Linked DNA regions of Mus musculus: region 1 is linked to region 2. A link is a loop called in an ENCODE intact Hi-C map of the cell type or tissue named here. Cell type or tissue: left cerebral cortex. All regions are shown on one strand. Each heading gives the region's core, and the rest is flanking DNA. Links, peaks and the distances in the headings are about the cores only.

Region 1 (9,155 bases), core at 438-8,437, 65 kb before region 2:
GTTAATCATTGCTGACTTTTCTGGTTTAGTCATACTTCAATTTAAATGTCTATTTCACTGCTTCTGTGGGAACGTTTCTGGGCATCATGAGGAAATGTCATAAACTCTAAAGGAACCAAATAAGGGAACTGAGAGGGATCTTACAGTGTCAGAAAGTCTAGAAAGTCACTTTGTGTGTTGAGTGTCTCTTGAGACACCTTGAGTTTTTAGATGGGCTACACGAATATCTTTTTCTCTTTGAGTTACGAGAAAGGTGGGGAAGAGGCACCCAAGCCATCCTGCTTCTTTCGAGAAGCTGAAGAGTAGGTTGGTCAACTGTATAGGGTGATTAGGGCTCATCTAGGACAGACTGAAGCCCTTTCTGGGTGTGGCTTGACTTAGTTCTTAATTGTTGAAGTTCAAGGTCATAATATTAAGGGAATACTTGGTGTCTTGATACTTAAGTTGCTAAAACCTTCAAAAAAGCTTCAGGTTTTAATGACCTAAAATCAACACTACATAGCATGGGTTACCAAGAGTACCTTGGCTTGATGGCAGCCAATTTTGGGATTACCAGCTCTGCTTCCCTCTACCCTTGGTACACTGCAGGAGTATGCCCCTCTATCTGTGGATATATGATGAGTTGTCCCCATCTCAGGAACGCTAGCTCTTCCCCATGCCAGGAATGCCCTTCCCTCATTCTTGCAGACTCTGCCCACTCAGATGATGTTTCGGGTATTTTAATGGAGCCTTCTTTGTAATCCTAGCTCACCAAACTACTCCACTGCATACCTGGATGTCTCCTCTTCTTAAAGTGTGCTGTTATGGATCTCTACCCCAAGGATGTAAGCAAGGACCTGGCATGAACTGATGCCTAGAGGAAGGCCTAAAATATAAGCAATATTTCCGTAATAGTGAGAATTAAATAAAATCTCTATTACAATTTTTACTATGCCAGATAACTAATATGTACATGCATTATTGGTTATTAATTCTGAGATTGGTTATCAGTTTTGTCCAGGATTAATCTGGCTGAGATTTATGGCAATATCCAGCAACACAGTAGGACAGAAAAGAATCCAGTAGGACGGCAGAACAGACAAGAGGTTTGTTTATGGGTAGGTAGGAGTAAGGCGCTCAGGCTGGGGACACTGTCAGAGCAAAGATGCAGAAATCGGAAGAGGCAAGAGGGGCATTTGCCATCAGGATAGCTACTGCTTCTTTCCCTCAAAGCCGAGCCTACCTGTGAGCATTTGCAGAGACAGCTAAGAAGAGCTAGAGACACAGGGAAAGGTCATTGTTCCAGCTTAAAAGTGGCATCCTCTCGATAGCATCACTTACAGACTATGCAAGTGCCTAAACAGATCTTCAGGATCCCAGCCATTATGTACCTACGGATTGCTAAAAGGAAGCTGAGAGAAGCCATGTGAGCAATTACTATTCATAAGTTGGAAACGAACTCTGAAGAAATAGATTTCCAAACTCTCTAGAAGCCCACATCTTTCAGAAACCATTCATGAGGTGAATCTATAGAAAAAAATAGAAAGGGGAAAGGGAGAGAGGGAGAAAGAGAGAGAGAGAGAGAGAGAGAGAGAGAGAGAGAGAGAGAGAGAGAGAGAGAGAGAGAGAGAGAACACAAAGGAATGAAGGTGGATGGCAAAGAGAATGCTTTGAAGAGTTCAATAAGAGTTATGCCAATGCTCTTGGGAATGATTAACACTAGTGACAGTCCTACTCCACATGGAGAAGTGAATAAATATCAAACCGCCCCACAACATGAAAGTGGGAAGCACTTAGCAGACAGCATCTCCAGCAGACAGCCTCAAAAGAAAGGCTTGAGTTCCTTAGCCTTTGAGTAACTCTGAACTTCATGGTTCTTTGTGGAAGGGGCCACACCCTTCCTTTTTGCCTGTTCCTCAGGCCTGTGACAAAGCCTTACGTAAGGCACATGCAGAGAAATAACAGGATCTCTGGGAACCAGCTCTTAAAGGCTTATTTAAAAAAAAAGAAAAAGAAAGAAAGAAAAACTGCATTGCTAAATTTAGGGCAATGACTCAGAAGACACCCCCACTCCAACGCATGCACACCTCCCTAGCTAATGCTCCACACACGTTTAACTGGTTTTCTTGGCATTTAAAAAATTTTTTTTTCCTCAGTTTCAGCACAGGGCTTTGCATCTGCCTGTAAAGGTTCTTGCTGTAGGAATCATTTGCCCTTTAAAAAAAAATGAAATGATGGCTTAAACTAAATGAATAAAATATAAGGCAGGGTATAACAACGCCTCACATGGATCTGAAATTTGGGAACTGCATGGCTCACACGAGGGGAAAATGTATTCTCTGAGGACCTTCAGAGTTTCGGCATAATTCTTAGCAGTCACAGGTTATCAATCTTCAAAATGTCACACCGAAAACAAGCGTTTGACATCAGAGTCATGGTATTGGCTTATTCATTTGATTGTTTCTGTGCTATGCTATGTAGATGCAGGCGGCTGTGTGGATGCAAGCAGCTGTGTGGCAGCCTCAGGAGTGCACAGCAAGGCTGATGGGCTCCAATCCAGAAGGGCCAGTAGGTCAAAGGTCAGTGAGCACGCCACTTCCTCTTGACACTTCCATTTCCTCGTGTATAAATGTGAGAGGTCTGGAATGGATCTGCCCATCCCAGAGTGATGCGCAGAGGTCTATTGAGGTAACAACTCAACTTGGTCTCCTTTGTTCATCCAAAAGGCTCAGTGGCATTTTAAAGACTCAAATGCTAAGGAAAGTGAGATTATGGAATTTCCAGAAAAATGGGTACATCTGTAAACTATTATAAGTGAGGTGATCCAGACTCAGGAAGGCATAGTCTTTAATATGTAAATCCTAGCCTTCAGTGTTTGTATGTATGTAAACAGGGGGTGGGGGGGCTAGGTGTGAGTAGGCATAGGCTATGAACCTAGACCATGGGAGGGGGGACAAGAGGCATTGAGGAAGATGGTAAGACAAAGGGACTAGTGATATGAAAACAGACAGAGGTACTAGGGGTGGGAAGAGTACAGCGGGATAATGGCTAGGAGGAGGAAGAAGGCTACACAACAAACATTGTTTTCTTTGGGAAATGCCACAAGGAAACCTAATATTTTGTATTTTAAATAAGAAAAATAAAAATTTAAAGGTCTATAGTTTTTTTGTAATTAAAAATAATAATAACCACAGAACACTGGCGATCACCTCGTTCTTCAAACTCTATTGCTCATGAAACAGGCTTGCATCTGTATCTCTGTCCTGATAACCTTTTAACCTACATGCCACTGGATCCTAATGCTCTCTGGGCTCAGGTTTGAAAATGAGCCCCTGAACTAGATGTCTATATGAACAACCTTGTGAGCTACTGCCAACTCCAGATTCAACTCAGTTCTGCCACAAGAGAGCTTACATCTTTCAGGTGCCATGAAGAACAAGGACCCTGCCTTCCAACTGTTCCCAGTCATGGTCTACACTGATCTTCCTGATAGAAAAGCAGGTGGTCCAGTGAGCTGACGGCATCTCCATAATGCGAAGGGGGAGCTCCAAAGGTTGGTGCTTGCTTCCGTCTGGCTCACTGCCCCACAAAGAGCTCATCTTCTGTCCCCAGTTGTCGACTTTGAAATACCGTGTATCAAAAATATGTGACTCTATGATGAAATATTGAAAGGAAGCTGTCTGTTGTTTTCGCAACAGATCCCCTGCATACTGAACCGCAGGAGCTCTATTCCGGTTCTGGGGAGGGCTAGAAGGAAGCGGGATATTATGGGGTAAGACAATGGTTGTCACGGATCCTGCAAATAAGCGTCAGGAGCTCCTGCCTGTGATTGGCAAGTCTGAAATCGTTTCGGTGGGGAAACGTATCGCATCAAGAACAGGAAGATTCTTGTTTGGTGCCAGAGCAGCTTGAAATCTGGTCCAGAATATTTTATCAAAAAGAAAAAAAAAAAAAAAAAAAAAAAGCTCTGACTTGGGATTCTCTCTTCTGAGCAAGACAATTGCAATCTGCTTCAAGCTTTAGAGCTAATGGTACCACCCACTGAGTCTCCTTTTGGACCTATGAATAGGGACAATTCTCACAGTTTTAAAGTGGCCCCATCATGTCAAGCTACTAGAGGTATGATCTGGAGGGCAGGAGCAGCAGGGGGGAAGAGCTGGCAGAAACCCGGGATGTTTCCGGAGGTGACAGGTAGCTCACTCATTGCATGCTAAAGACCTCCAAAGCAACAGTCCACTCTAATAAGGAAGACTGTGTTCCCATGCTCTTCTTGATGGGAAGAACAGTAAATGGAAATCCAAAATAATGAAACAGAGATGTGGGATGGGAGGGAGGAGAAGTTGGCCACTGAGCAATGAGACCAAAGGACGATGAAAGGAGGCACAGGTAAAAGAGAGACAATGTCAAAGTGGAAATGGATTCAATTTCAAGTCTAGGGAAATCAAATACCCACTCTCCCAGTCTCCATATGTATAGCAGCAGACAGGAGAGAACATTGTTCCCTAAAAAAGAGAGTGGGATGTTAGTAAGAGAAGTGGGAGAGAGAGAATAGTTATTACATGACTTCATTTTCCTAAAGTAACTAACCATTTGAAAGCTTGCCCTGCAGGCAGCTGGGCCACACCCTCCTGGGAGGGACTTCTGAATTCCCAATGGCTGTTTTCATCTGACTTTTGGAAAGTGTAAGTTAGGTGGGCTGCCTCAACCACTAAACCTATGATAGTCTGGGATCTTTGGGAATAAAAGGGGAGGGGAGCCATGAGGTAGGGCCAGCTTCTTTTGTTGGGGCCCATGAGAAGATATTGGGGTCTCCTAGGGATTTGGGCTTCAGAGTGCCAGGTAAGCCCTGCAGATACTCGGTCTTAACTCCTTTTGGACCTTATCTCTTTCATACTCCTCTCTCTCTCTCTCTCTTTCTCTCTCTCTCTCTCTCTCTCTCTCTCTCTCTGCCCTTTCTTACTTAGTTGGGCAATCAACACCCTCCTCCCATCTTCCTTGTTCTTCCCCTGTGGCCACTTTCTCGTTGTCACAATGGGAGTGTAGCCCAGGTCATAAGCAGTTGTCTTTAGAGAGTACTTTTTGTCTTGCTCTATAGTCAACCATGCAGGCTTCTGACCTTACACACACCAATGTCCTGTTTCCTTCCTTCCTTCCTTCCTTCCTTCCTTCCTTCCTTCCTTCCTTCCTTCCTTCCTCCCTCCCTCCCTCCCTCCCTGCCTGCCTGCCTGCCTGCCTTCCTTCCTTCCTTCCTTCCTTCCTTCCTTCCTTCCTTCCTTCCTTCCTTCCTTCCTTCCTTCCTCTCTGTTCATTTGTATGACTGATTGCTAGAGAAAGACCTAGCCCTAATCCCAGCCCTGAGTGCTCCCACATTCCAGACGCTGGTTCCCTTTGGGTACTGTTTCCATTTCCCTACAGAAAACACTTGGCATTTCCCCACCTTCTTCAGCCCTTTCTTACTCTTGCCCTTCCTTCTAAAACTCTTACCTCAATAGATGGCTTTTTTTTTCTACACACAAAGCAATATAAAACTAAACCAAACAGCTGGGTCTTGTTGCAGGAAAGGCACTTTTAATCACTACAGAACTTTAAAGAACTTTAATCCCCAAAGAAAGGCTGAACCTCGCATAAGAGAATAGGAATACAGATAGCTGCTTGACAAATCACAATTAAAAAAAGAAAGCATTGTCAAGAATAACAAATAAGAATAAGGAGTAAAGAAAGGGAAGAAGTATAAGGAGAGAAAATGGAAGACTCAGAAAACTGGCCAGAGTAGGCAGACATTTCTAGATGAAGGGACCAATGGAAAATCCCAGAGGAAAAAGCTAAATAGTCATTAAGAATAATAGTGAATTACATTCAATGGGATACCTCTGTGAGGCTAAGGTAATGTCCCTTTTCACTCCTTATCAAATGCTTTTATAAAATCCACAACAAAAAACTTTGTTTGGAAGGAAGAACAATTTTCTATCTATCCAGTTCAATTAAATATAGATATCAAAGCTCCCACAAGATCAGAGAGGCCCTCTTAAGTGAGCCAATCCATACCAGTCAAGATTGAGACCTATAGAAATCTGTGAAAATGAAAACCCTGAGCTGGGGTGATGGTTCAGTGGCTACAAGCACTTTCTGCTCTAACCATTGTGTGGCTAGTTCTATGTCACCTTGTCACAAGCTATAGTCATTTTGGAAGAGGGAAACTCAGAAAAATCCCTCATCAAGCTGACCTGTGGGCAAACTTATGGTACATTTTCCTGATTGATGGATGATGGCTGTGGGAGAGCCCAGCTCACTGTGTGCAGTGCCACTCCTGTACTGGGTACTATAAGACAGTGGTTGAGCAAGCCACAAGGAGCAAGCCAGTAAGCAGCAATCCCTGGCCTTTTTTTTCAGTTCCTGCATCCAGGTTCCAGCCTTGAGTTCCTGCCTGACTTTCTGGATTATAAGATGTAAGATGAAGTCAACTATTTTCTTCCCAAGCTGCTTTAGTCATGGTGGGTTTTTATGGCAGTAGAAACACTAAGACGCCAAGCCTGGTTTGTAGGACCCGCATCAGGTGACTCACAATCATGTGTAACTCCAGCTCCATAAGATCTAATACCCTTGCCTTCTACAGGCATCTGCACCCAACTGCACAGACTCATACACAGAATTAAAAAAATAATAAAGTATAAACCTTGGGCATCTAGAAATATGGGGAAATCATCGTGGCTTTTAAAGTGTTAAAGTTAATGGAGGCAATATCTCATTTTGAAGAGAGAGGGAGGGAGGGAGGGAGAGAGAGAGAGAGAAAGAGAGAGAGAGAGAGGTGGAAGGGAAGGAGGGACAGGGGAAAGATAGAGAGAAAGAGAGAGAGAAAACTTCAAATACAAATTTCAACTTTGCCCTCACTCCACATATCTGTCTCATTTCAGTCTCATCTCAAAGAGAAGATAGTCTGGCTTAACAACAAAACCCAAGGCAGACTAAGATGTCTTACGGAGACAGCTTTGTAATCTGAATCTTAACTCTGACCTTACTAGCTGTATGGCCCAGAGCAAGCTTGTGTAACTTCCCTAAGGCATGGTCAACTCTCTTCTCTGAGCAACAGAAAATAAATAAAATTCCACAAAGGTATTTAGGTTTAACTGGCTTAAGGTATGTGATAGCCACTGGCAACTGCACAGTTCCTCCCTAGAAGGGGCCTGGAGTGAGCACTGCACAGGCAGTATGAGTAGGTTTCCTGAAAGTGGTCCTGGGATCGGCCTCCACATCCCAAATGCTCACCAAGCAACACTTTAAGGTTCTCATCAATGTCTGCCTTGATTCAACTGAACCACCTTTACTATGGTCCCAAACCCTGTGTCAGTCACAAGACGGCAGGGCTAACTCCGTTCTCTCACCTTCCTGTGCCCAGATGGCTTTATGTTACTGCAAGCATAACCCCTTTCCCTCCACCTCCAGCAGGACAGTTGCTGAGCAGAAATTCCCACTGCACATACACCTTTTGTTTCATTGTATTTATTTATCTAACCTCCAATTGTTTGCTGCTCTGGCCTACGAACTTATGGTAATTGAAAGTGGCCAAGAACTCCCACCAACCCATACCATCTGTCTTGCTTTGCTTCCTCGGGAGGACCCAGGATGCTGTCCAGCATCTGTGCTGCATTTCCCGCAGTCCACCCTCCCCTGCTACTAGATTATGTCACACCTTTTCCTTTCTCTTCACACATCCAGCACCTCTGCCCCCATTCTCACTCTCAGCAGACGACCTTGCTTTCTTTCTTTCCTGGCAAAATTGGAGCAATCAGAAGAGAACTTCCACAAACTCCCACGACCTCATCTACCCACCTCCAACCATCTGTATCCATATACTCTGCCTTCCTCCGGTTACTAAAGATGAACAGCATGCTCCTCTCTATAGCAGATCCTTTCCCTCCCTTGTGCAATTAAGAATACCTAGCAGGGATAAGTAGAGGAATGTGTGTGTGTGTGTGTGTGTGTGTGTGTGTGTGTGTGTGTGTGTGTGTGTGTGTGTGTGCACATATAACTGTTTGCATATATGTGTGTAAGAGAAAGTATGTATATGTCTTAGTTGGTGTTCTATTACTGTGAAGTGACACCATGACCAAGGTAACTCTTATAAAGGAAAGCATTTAATTGGGACTTGCTTACAGTTTCAGAGGTTTAGCCCACTATCCTTATGGTGGAAAGCATGGCAGTACCCAGGCAGACATGGTAGCTGAGAGTTCTACATCTGGCTGTAGGTAGCAGGAAGAGACACTAGGCCTGGCTTGGACTTTTGAAACCTCAAAGCCTACCACCCAGTGACACCTATTCCAAGAAAGCTACACCTCCTTATCCTTTCAAATAGTGCCACCCCCTAAGCATTCCAACATAAGAGCCCATGGGCCTGTTCTTATTTAAACCACCACACAGAAGGACTGGAAAGATGGCTCAGCAGTTAAGAACATAAGACATTCTTCCAGAGGACCTGAGCTCAATTTCCAGCACCCACATGGTAGCTCATAATCATCTATATTCCAGTCCCAAGGGATCCAATACCTTTTTCTGACTTTCACAGGCACCAGGAACTCATGTGGTATGCAGGCATACATGCAGGTAAAACACCCATACTAAATAATACATACATACATATATTCATACATACATACATATATACATAAGCGGATAAACACACCTCCAGCTATTCTGATGTGACTGCTATGTAAATTTATAATCTGATTTGGGGGGATTTTTATTTTGGGGGATTGTTCATTTGTTTTGGAGACAGGATCTCACTACTGTAGCTCTGGCTGTCCTGGAACTCCCTATATAAACCAAGATGGCCTTAAACACACAGAGATCTGCCTGTCTCTGCCTCCCAAATGTTGGGATTAAAGGGTTAATCCAAATATTTTTAATGTTGGATTGTTTCCTTAGGAGAGATTCTCCAAGAATATGACGCTGTAGAAAAGTTTCATGGAGTGAAGGGGGAGGGGAATAAACAGCCTTCTGAACTTTAATGGACTGAGGTTCAATAAGAAAATGAACAGTGCTCAGGGATGAACTCATATAGTAGAGCCCAGTGAATCCGAATGATACTTTCCTGCCCATCCTTTCAAGTTCTCATGCTTACAGGTGTGCTCAGAGAAGCAACCAAAGAGCCAAGCAGGAAAGGGTGAAATATTCGTTTCTGT
Region 2 (9,155 bases), core at 275-8,274:
TTTTTGAAACAGGAACTTTTTGTGTAGCCTTGGCTGTCATGGAACTCACTATGTAGACCATGCCTCCAAATCAGAAATCCACCTGCCTCTGCCTCTGAAGTGCTGGGATTCAAGGATGTGTGCCACCACCACCTGGCAAGACCAGCCTTCTTTAAATTCCTCAAGACCCACATTGCACTGCAGTGGCCCTCCTAAGAAAGCCCCTAGACTGTGAGTATGAGAGAATTAGCTACAAGCAATGGATTGTTATTGAGGGAAAACAACAACAACAACAACAAAAACAAAAAACAAAAAACAAAAAACAAACAAAACGAGGCCAAATATTCACAGTCTCTTGAATTAGCTTAACATGTCATTGGTCCAAGGAATAACACACCTTTCCTGGTCACAGAGATGCCAGGCCTCTTTTATGTACATCCCATCTTGGCTGAGGTGCTTACCCCCATATTTGAATACTTGGTCTCCAGTTAGTAACCCTGTTTGGTTTTGAGAGGTCTAGGAGGTGTGGCTTTGCTGAAGAGAGTGTGTCACTGGGTCAGGCTTTGAGATTTCAAAAGGATGTGCTATTTCCAGTGCATTGATTTTCTATGTAAGCTCTCAGCTGCTGCTCCAGTCACCATTTCTACCCCCACTCTGCCCTCATAGACTCTAACTCTCTGGAAATGTAAGCCCAAAACAAACTCTTTCTTCTATAAACGGCCTTGGTCAAGGTGCTTTATCACAGAAGCAGAATGATAACTAAAGCATCAGTCTTGGGACCATGCAGAAGACAAAAAATACCACAAAGAAACCTTTGTAAGCCCACTATACTTTCAGCTCTCCTTTTGCTTTTGCTGATCTTTCCAGACTCAGGGAGGAGAGATTTGGGGAGGATAGAAGATGCTGCACACCTTTAATTGGTAGACAAATTGAAAAAGAAGATTCTGATCCTATGTCCACCGGAATCTCTTCATTTGTGAATTCCTGAAGTCCTGGCGTATAATGAAAATGACAGAGAGAAATCAAATGTCAGAATTCTAAATGAGATTTTAGAAATTATCTGATGCAGCCCTCTGTTTTTCAGATGTTGGAATACACGTGTTCATATGTTTGCTCCATCATACATTCATTCATTCACCTAATATTTGTTCACCTTCATTATTATGTCAGTGTTTGCCAAACTACCAGACTGAACCTACATAGGACAGGGAATGTGGCAGTTATGGGTCTGGCCCTTCCTTTGTTTGCTTCTTTGTTTCGTGTGTGTGTGTGTGTGTGTGTGTGTGTGTGTGTGTGTGTGTGTGTGTGTGTGTGTGTGTAAACTTGACATAAACTAGAGTTGCAAGGAGGGAATTACAGTTGAGAAAATGAATCCATAAGATTAGGGAAAGGAAGCCTGTGGGGCATTTTCTTAATAGGTGACTTATACGGGAGACTCCAATACAGTGAAGGTGGTGCTACCCCTGAGCTTATGGTCTGTGTGTATAAGAAAGCAGGCTGATGCACTGCTACTCAAGCATCCAGGGCCAGGCTGCTGCCAGGAGCTATGTCTCTTTCTGCAGTCCTATGGCAGCCTATAGCAAACTCTATGATGTCCCAGACCTGTTACCACCAAAGGCAATGCGGATGCCCCTGGTCTGGTCTGCCACCTAAGGCTCGGTGTTGAGCTGGCCTCACCCCTACCTAGGCAACATAGTAGAGTTGCCGCCTGTGGGAGCTGGGAGAGCAGGCTCTGCCCTTGGCCCTTGCTTCCTTTGGGAAGTGGGAGAGCAGGCCCCACACCTCACCTGGGCTGCACAGTAGAGCTGACCCTGGTGGCATGGGTGCTGGTGAGACATGACATTAGGAGAAGTGGCCCCTGCTCCTTGCCAGTTGTTGTAGCAGATGAGCTAGCTGGGGCAGTGCTGGAGAGCTTGCCCTAGTGGTGTGAGCCCAGGATAACTGATGGGCTGACCAACTCAGGTACCTCCCATGCCCAGATCCAAGGCTTTGAGTTGGCCCACCCCAGCATCTACTCCATCAAGTGTAAGGCCAAGACCTGCAGATCCAGTGCTGCAGGATCTCCAAGACACAGGGCAGTAACAGTATATCAGAGAGAACTCCCTGTGAGGATCTAGTATTCATAGAGTAACAGAAACCAGAGGCCTCAAAACAAACCAATGACTCCTTGGGCAGAGGGTAGATACAAAGGGATGGGGACAAGAGTGGGGTTGGAATGCATGAAGTGAAATTCACAAGAAATCAATAAAAAGCTGAAAAGAAAGAAAGAAAGGGAAGGAGGGAGGGAGGGAGGGAGGAAACAGCAAGGTAGGGAGGCAAGGTGAAGGAGGTCAAGAGGTCAGGAGTCCTCAGGAATTTCCAGGTCAAGCCTGTCTATAGCGCAGGTGTTCCGTGTGACTACGGGGATGAGGAACTGGAGATAGCCACTGGAGGGTCCCAGATGCCAGGGAAGCAAGAGGCTTCCAGGACCCAATGGGGACGACTTTAGCTGAAATACGCAGTAAAGAGGAGATAGATCCTGTAGAGACCACCTCCAGTGGATAGGCATGACCCCCGGTTGAGGGAATGGGACCACCCATCCATTTCAAAGTTTTTAACCAGGAAATGTTCCTGTCTAAAGGAAAGACAGGGATTTAAAAAAAATGGAGCAGAGACTGAAGGAAGGACCATTGGGAGACCTCCCCATCCAGGGATCCATCCTTGTCTCCAGACACCAAACCCCAGCACTGCTACTATTACCAAGAGGCACTTGCTGACAGGAACCTGAGGTGGCTGTTCCTTGGGAGGTTCTGCCAGCAACTGAGCAGTGCAGATGTGGATGCTTGGAGCCAACCATCAGGCTGAGCCCGGGAATCCTGCTCCCCCCAGAGGAGCTGGAGGAAGGCTTGGAGAAGCAGAGGGGGATTGTAACACCATAGGAAGAACAATGTGGGTTGGCCAGATCATCCAGTGCTCCCAGGGACTAGACCACCAACCAAGGAGTGTACAGGGAGGGATCCATAGCTCCAGAAACATATGTAGCAGTGGATGGCCTTGTCTGACATCAATAGGAGGAGAGACCCTTGGTCCTGTGGAGGTTTGATGCCCCAATGTAGGTGGATGTGGGAGTGGTGGGGTAGGAGAGGGTGGGTAGGTGGGGGAGTACCCTCATAGAGGCAAAGGGCAGGGAGAGAGGGCAGATGGGGGGGGTTGTGGAGGGGTAACCAGGAAATGGGCTATCATTTGAGATGTAAATGAATGGAATGATTAATAAAAAACAGAAAGAAAGAGAGAGGAAGGAAGGAAGGAAGGAAGGAAGGAAGGAAGGAAGGAAGGAAGGAAGGAGGGAGGGAGGGAGGGAGGGAGGGAGGGAGGGAGGGAGGGAGGGAGGGAAGAAGAAAGCCGAAACTGAGCATGTTAGCAAATGTATTTAATCCCAGAAGTCAGCCAGCAGTAGGATCTTTATGAGTTGAAAGCTGACCTGGTCTCACAGTGAACTCCAAGCTGTAAGCCCAGGGCTACATAGAGAGACCCCATCTCCAGAAACAAAATAAAATATAAGCAAACAAAGAGTCAGGCAGAGTATGCCTGACCAAGCCCTAAGGAACAAACCAATCAGCAACATTCCTTCATGGCTTCAGCTCAGATCCTGTCTCTAGGTTCCTGCCTCGTGGTTCCTGCCCTGACTTCCTTCTGTGATGACCTATGATATGGAACTGTACACTGAAATAAATCCTTTTCTCCCAAGTTTTGTTGGTCATGGTGTTTCATCAGAGCAATAGAAACTCTGACATAATAAAAACTATGCTTTATATTCTGGTTGTTTTGATTCATGGTCAAAAAACACTTGAGGCCTTGGAGGTCTCCCCAAACTATCCAGGTCGTGGCCATTGCCTTTGGTTGCCCACTGGAACTAGATAGTGAGACACCACAGACATTGGTTACAGAATACAGAGAAACCATGCTGTAACCAGGCTGGCAGCTTCCTTCCTCCTCAACAGCCTTCACGGTGCTGGAAGCTACTCTTCAGGTAACAGAGAGAAAATTCAGCAGTAGTTTTCCCAGCTGGGGCCCTTGCAGCAAACAGTGGCTAATGTAGAGTCATGGAACAGAAAGCAAGCGACTATGGATTACTTTACCTTAAACAAGACTACACACCACTATTCCATGGCTCAAAGAATATCATGTAAAAGAGGATAGAAAGACTGTAAGAACCCAAAGGTGGGGCCGAGGGCAGTGGGAACTCTCTTATGGACACATCATGGCCAAGGCACACCTGAACTGACAACAGCTGTGCTTGCCTCCATAAGCCTGCACAAAATGAAGCACAAAACATTCATAAGTGGGGAGGGTCTTGTGGGTGCCCCATCCCTCCAGAGACACTCACAGCAGTCTAGGGACACTTAGGGGATGCAATTCTTTGTCTTTCACTGCATATGCACCAGTGAGTTACTCGGGATCCAGTGGAGAGCTTCGAATCCATGCTCATGGTAGTGGTCTTGACTAAACTTAGTGGGTCACAACACAAAAACCAAAGCCAAACAAAAAAGCATCAAAGTGGGGTTGGGCCTTGAAGATAGAGGGAGCCTGGGAATTAATTATTAATTAATTGAAAAACCAGAGAGCTTGAAAATATCAACTCTATCAACCCTGCCATACAGAAGCACAACATGAGCAACTAATTATGATAATTCGGGGTTCACCCGGTCCACATATCACCTAGAATCTACATCTCAACAAGTTCTGGCAAAATTCTGACGCATGAGTCACATCTGCACCGAGGAGAAGCCAGATACCAAGCTGGCACGTGGAGGAGCCCGGTCATGTCTCGCTCTGCCGGAGAACTCAGAGCCGCCTGCGGACACTCTGCCGCGTAGAGGTAATACAATGGACAGTAAGGAGAAACGGATAATTGGCTTTGCCTGGGCTTAGGGGAGTCTTCCCATAAGAGAAGGCTTTTGCACTGGCTTCAAAGAATGAAATCTGTGTGTTTCAGGCAGAAGACAAGGATAATTGTCGCCCTGCTTCCAAATTCCTCAGCATCTTTTCTGGTTCTGGAAGAGCAGCCCCGGATTTTCTCTCCGGACCAGGCTGTCGCCTCCTGACTCCCGATACTCGGGCTCCCCCTGTGGTACACAAGAACACCACCACTGGGATTCTGGCTTCTGTCACCGCAGCTGAGAAAGCTCCTGGCTCTTCAGTCTTCCCAGGTCACACCACCTACAGACACTGGCAAGGGTACAAGGGGCCTTTTCTTTCCAAGGCCCCCATCACGCCCATATGCCTCGCCTCACAGCTGTCTAAGTCGGCTGCCTGAACACAGAAGCAATTCACAGAAGAGAAGGAGAGGCCACTGAGGTTTCCATAAAAACACACCCACTTCTTCCTTTCTCAACGGCTCCGTGCCGGCACGGCCTGCTCTGGCTGTGGGTATGAAGCCAGGTTTCTTGAAAGAAATTTCCTTGTCTGATGTTGGACTTCTCTGAACATGTGGGTTCTCCCTGGCCAGAGTGAACTGAGGCCCTATCCAGTCTCACACCACAGCAATGAGCTTGCTCGGTACAGGGCAAAAGAGCAACATGTAACAGCTGTGTGGAGCTGGAGAGAGAACACATGAAGAGGAAAGAAAAAGGAAGGGAGAGAGGAGAGGAGGGGAGGGGAAGGAGGGGAGGGGAAGGGAGGGGAGGCGAGGGGAGGCGAGGGGAGGCGAGGGGAGGCGAGGAGAGGCAAGGAGAGGCAAAGAGAGAAGAGAAGAAGAGAAGAGAAGAGAAGAGGAGAGGAGAGGAGAGGAGAGGAGAGGAGAGGAGAGGAGAGGAGAGGAGAGGAGAGGAGAGGAGAGGAGAGGAGAGGAGAGGAGAGGAGAGGAGAGGAGAGGAGAGGAGAGGAGAGGAGAGGAGAGAGGAGAGGGAGAGGAGGAGGAGAAAATAGTCCCATTGCCATCTATGCCCCATGACTCCCCTCAGCAGTTAATGGAGTGTGTGGGTCTCTCCAAATGTGGCCCCCAAACTAAAGGTAGTGTCTGACCACATGTGGTCTAATGATTTCTAGCAGAATGCACCTGGCCAGTCCTCTCTCTAGTTTGGTTGTTCACTAGACCAAGAGTGTTGGCCTTGATTAATGGTCACACCAAGTAGGCCCCACAGTAATGGTGGCATAGCATATACTGTGCTGTAGTAGGAGAGGCAGACTTCTGTCTCTGGTTAAATATGTCATAAGAAGCAGTCAAAAATTTGGGTACAAGACACCAGTGAGAGACCAGTGATTCTGAAGGACAGGAAGGGATGTGGGAAGCAAAAGATTAGCAGGATAAGCCTCAGACAGCCCAGGCAGGAAGTATTATAGCAAAAAGCTTGCTGGCTAGAGGGCTCAACATAGACTGAGAGACGTGAATGTTCCAGAATGCAAGTTGGGAGAGACAGGGAGCATACAGAGAATTCTATCCTGGAGGCACCTCTCTGAGCTGAGGCAAGCCCTGAAGAGAGCCGACAGGCAGAGGGTGTCTGCTGACCACATTCCGTGCCCAGATCCACTCAGCAAGAAGTACTCTTGGGTGGAAGATCCCGGCAGGCAGCATAGCCTGCCTGTGAACATGACCTCTGTATCCAGGAGTGACACCTAAGCTCTCACCTCAACCCCAAGGAGAGGGCCATTGCCATGGCTAAGAGGCTTGTCCTGTCCCTCTTAGCGCTGCTTCTCTAGCCACGCCCTCATCGCCCTTCCCCCACCCCATTTACTCTGCAAGGCCTCTGCCCTCCACTAACTGAACCAGCCACAGAAATGAGCTCCATATGGCAGCTGCCAGAAGATTCTTTTACAGATCCCTGCCCAGGCTACCAGCCTCCACCAACTGGGTGCCCCTCCCTTCTGAAAACCTTTCCCTTCCTTGACCTCCATTTACAAAACTACACTTCACTTCATTCTCTGCCACTTAGCTCTATATGGCTGTGTTCCCTGGAACTTGTCCTAAGCTCTCCTCTCCTTTCCCTTCTTCCTCTCGCTTCCTCCTCCTCTCCTCCCTCTCTGCTTTTCTCCTTCCTCTGTCTCCCTTCTCTTCCCTCTCTCCTCTCATCTCTCTTTACACTGTTTCTACATTATCTCATCCATACCCACGGCCTTAAATTCTGTCTTCTATTCTAAAGACTACCAAATATACATCTCTGGGTTCTAAATTTGTACATTCCACTGCCTACTGAACTCATTAACATCCTAAACTTAACCGTCCAAAGACTGAATTTCCCAAACCTGTTCGTCTTCCAGACATTGCTATCTCAAATAAATGTCACCACCAACAATCAAGTTGACTTAAATTTAGGTGCCATCCTTCCTCTATGATTTCCCTCACCCTCCTAGCTTATGAATCAGCACATAAGAGTCCTGGCCTTGTTGGGGTTTTCTCTATTGCAGTAATCACAGTGATCTTGTTTTAAGGTCATGGATTCATTCAACAAACATGTATTGAAAACTTGCTATGAAGAGTGTGGGGATACAGTAGGGCATGATAGATTAGATAGATAGATAGATAGATAGATAGATAGATAGATAGATAGATAGATAGATAGATAGAGAAGGAGGAACTAAGGAGATTAAACCACCATCTGTGCTTTCGTGGAGTTCACATTCTTATCAGGATCAGAAGCAGACTGAACAGTCTGATATAGGGTGATAAAACACATGAAGTGCTATGAAGAAGAAATCAGTGAGGGAGGGAGGAAGGAAGGAACAGGAGAACAGGGTGGGAGCCGGCAGAGGATGGAGAGGAGGGTCACTGAGGCAACATTCAGCAAAGAGCTAGAGGAGGGGAAGAAGTGAGCCCCAGTGCTCTGGTGAGAGGGAGGTTATTACAGATAGGACGGGATAATCAAAGCCCCCGGGGTCAGCTCTTGCCACGCCAGTCATTGTTATACCTCAGGGAAGACTGTGGATGTCCCTCCCCAGGTGCCATCTACAGAACCTTCTAGTGCTATGAAAGCTAGCCAGGGATGGAGCTTCCAGGTCAGTAGCAGCTTCCTTTTCCCATGCCCTGTGACAGGTATGTGGTGTGTTCAGCAGCAGGGTCTTATCTTCAAGTTCTTTAGGGTATGTAACCAAGAGCAGTGGAATAGCCTGCTCCCCAAAACCCCACTGACCATCAACTCCAAAAGAGGTCACCTGTGGGAAGCCACATGTGCCGTTGCAGAGTGGCACTGACTACTGCTGGCCACCACGCATAAGTTTGGACAAACAACCAATGTGTACATATGCAGTAAAGTTTTTTGCAAAGACACTGCCTGGCCCGGGCATGATAATGAGGCTTTGGGAATATAACCAATCAGATGTGAGACATGCAAATGCGGTATGATAATGAGGCTCTGTGAGGTACAAAGAGAGAGTAGCCAATCAGATGAGGAACATGCAAATGAAGCTTAGTGCATAACCAATCCGGGTGTGAGACACGCCTCTCCTAGGCCTATATAAGCAGCACCAGTTCTGGGCTCGGGGTCTCTTCGCCTCTGCAATCAAGCTCTCCCAATAAACGTGTGCAGAAGGATCCTGTTGCAGCGTCGTTACTGCTGGCCAGTCCGGTGTGCACAAGAGTCACCTATATCTCACACCAGGATCTTAATACGATAACCATTGTGTCTGGGGGAGCCACTGTGCCCCTGTTATAGGGTAGTTCCATTTAAGCCATTTATATGTATGTGTATGTGCATGTGGGGGTGGGTGGGTGTACCAGTATGTGCTTTAGGAAGCTTCTACAGTGATAGGTTCCCATATTGCATCTTCATGTGTCTTTAGTGTTAGCCATACTCCCTGCTTCACCTGTTCAAATCTCTCACCCCACTGAGTTCTTCCATTATTCTCTTTCCCCCTTCATGTTCCCTGCAGTCTCTCTCTCTCTCTCTCTCTCTCTCTCTCTCTCTCTCTCTCTCTCTCTCTCTCTCTCTCTCTCTCTCTCCCTCTTTCTCTCTCTCTCTCTTTCGGTTTTTCGAGACAGGGTTTCTCTGCAGCCCTGGCTGTCCTGGAACTCACTCTGTAGACCAGCTGGCCTCGAATTCAGAAATTCGCCTGCCTCTGCCTCCCAAGTGCTGGGATTAAAGGCATGCGCCACCACGCCTGGCCCATCTACCTCTCCTTAAAGTCCCACTTAGCACCAGTCTTATAGGAGAGACAGAAAAGAAGACTCAGAGACAAAAGTAAGAAATGGGGAGGGCTGCAGG

Evidence for each region. Hi-C counts contacts between places; a loop is a spot of excess contacts. Peaks named below come from ENCODE experiments on the same cell type or tissue, not always from the same donor. Only the 100,000 strongest peaks of a DNase experiment are listed, where the experiment ranks them.
Region 1: it touches region 2 in a loop (3-fold over the local background); 3 of 42 quality-filtered maps call a loop at or near these places.

What each region holds. Positions count from the first base shown.
Region 1 is chr1:154,251,546-154,260,700 of GRCm38, reverse strand. It overlaps 4930452N14Rik (RIKEN cDNA 4930452N14 gene), which reads left to right and starts at 3,795. Exons shown (of 4, transcript NR_040629.1): 1 at 3,795-4,098; 2 at 4,589-4,661; 3 at 6,370-6,425. 4930532M18Rik (RIKEN cDNA 4930532M18 gene) reads right to left here and starts at 5,012. Exons shown (of 3, transcript NR_108050.1): 1 at 4,940-5,012. In left cerebral cortex, for the core only: no CTCF peak of the experiment used is centred there; DNase peaks (open chromatin) are centred at 3,880, 4,521, 7,770, 8,145 and 3 more places; H3K27ac peaks cover 4,892 bases.
Region 2 is chr1:154,186,364-154,195,518 of GRCm38, reverse strand. Gm30388 (a long non-coding RNA gene) reads left to right here. Exons shown (of 2, transcript XR_003948053.1): 2 at 1-3,705. Among named protein-coding and RNA genes, the nearest start is that of Zfp648, 10 kb to the left of the region's middle. In left cerebral cortex, for the core only: a CTCF peak has its summit at 5,091; DNase peaks (open chromatin) are centred at 4,799, 5,176 and 6,990; H3K27ac peaks cover 1,267 bases.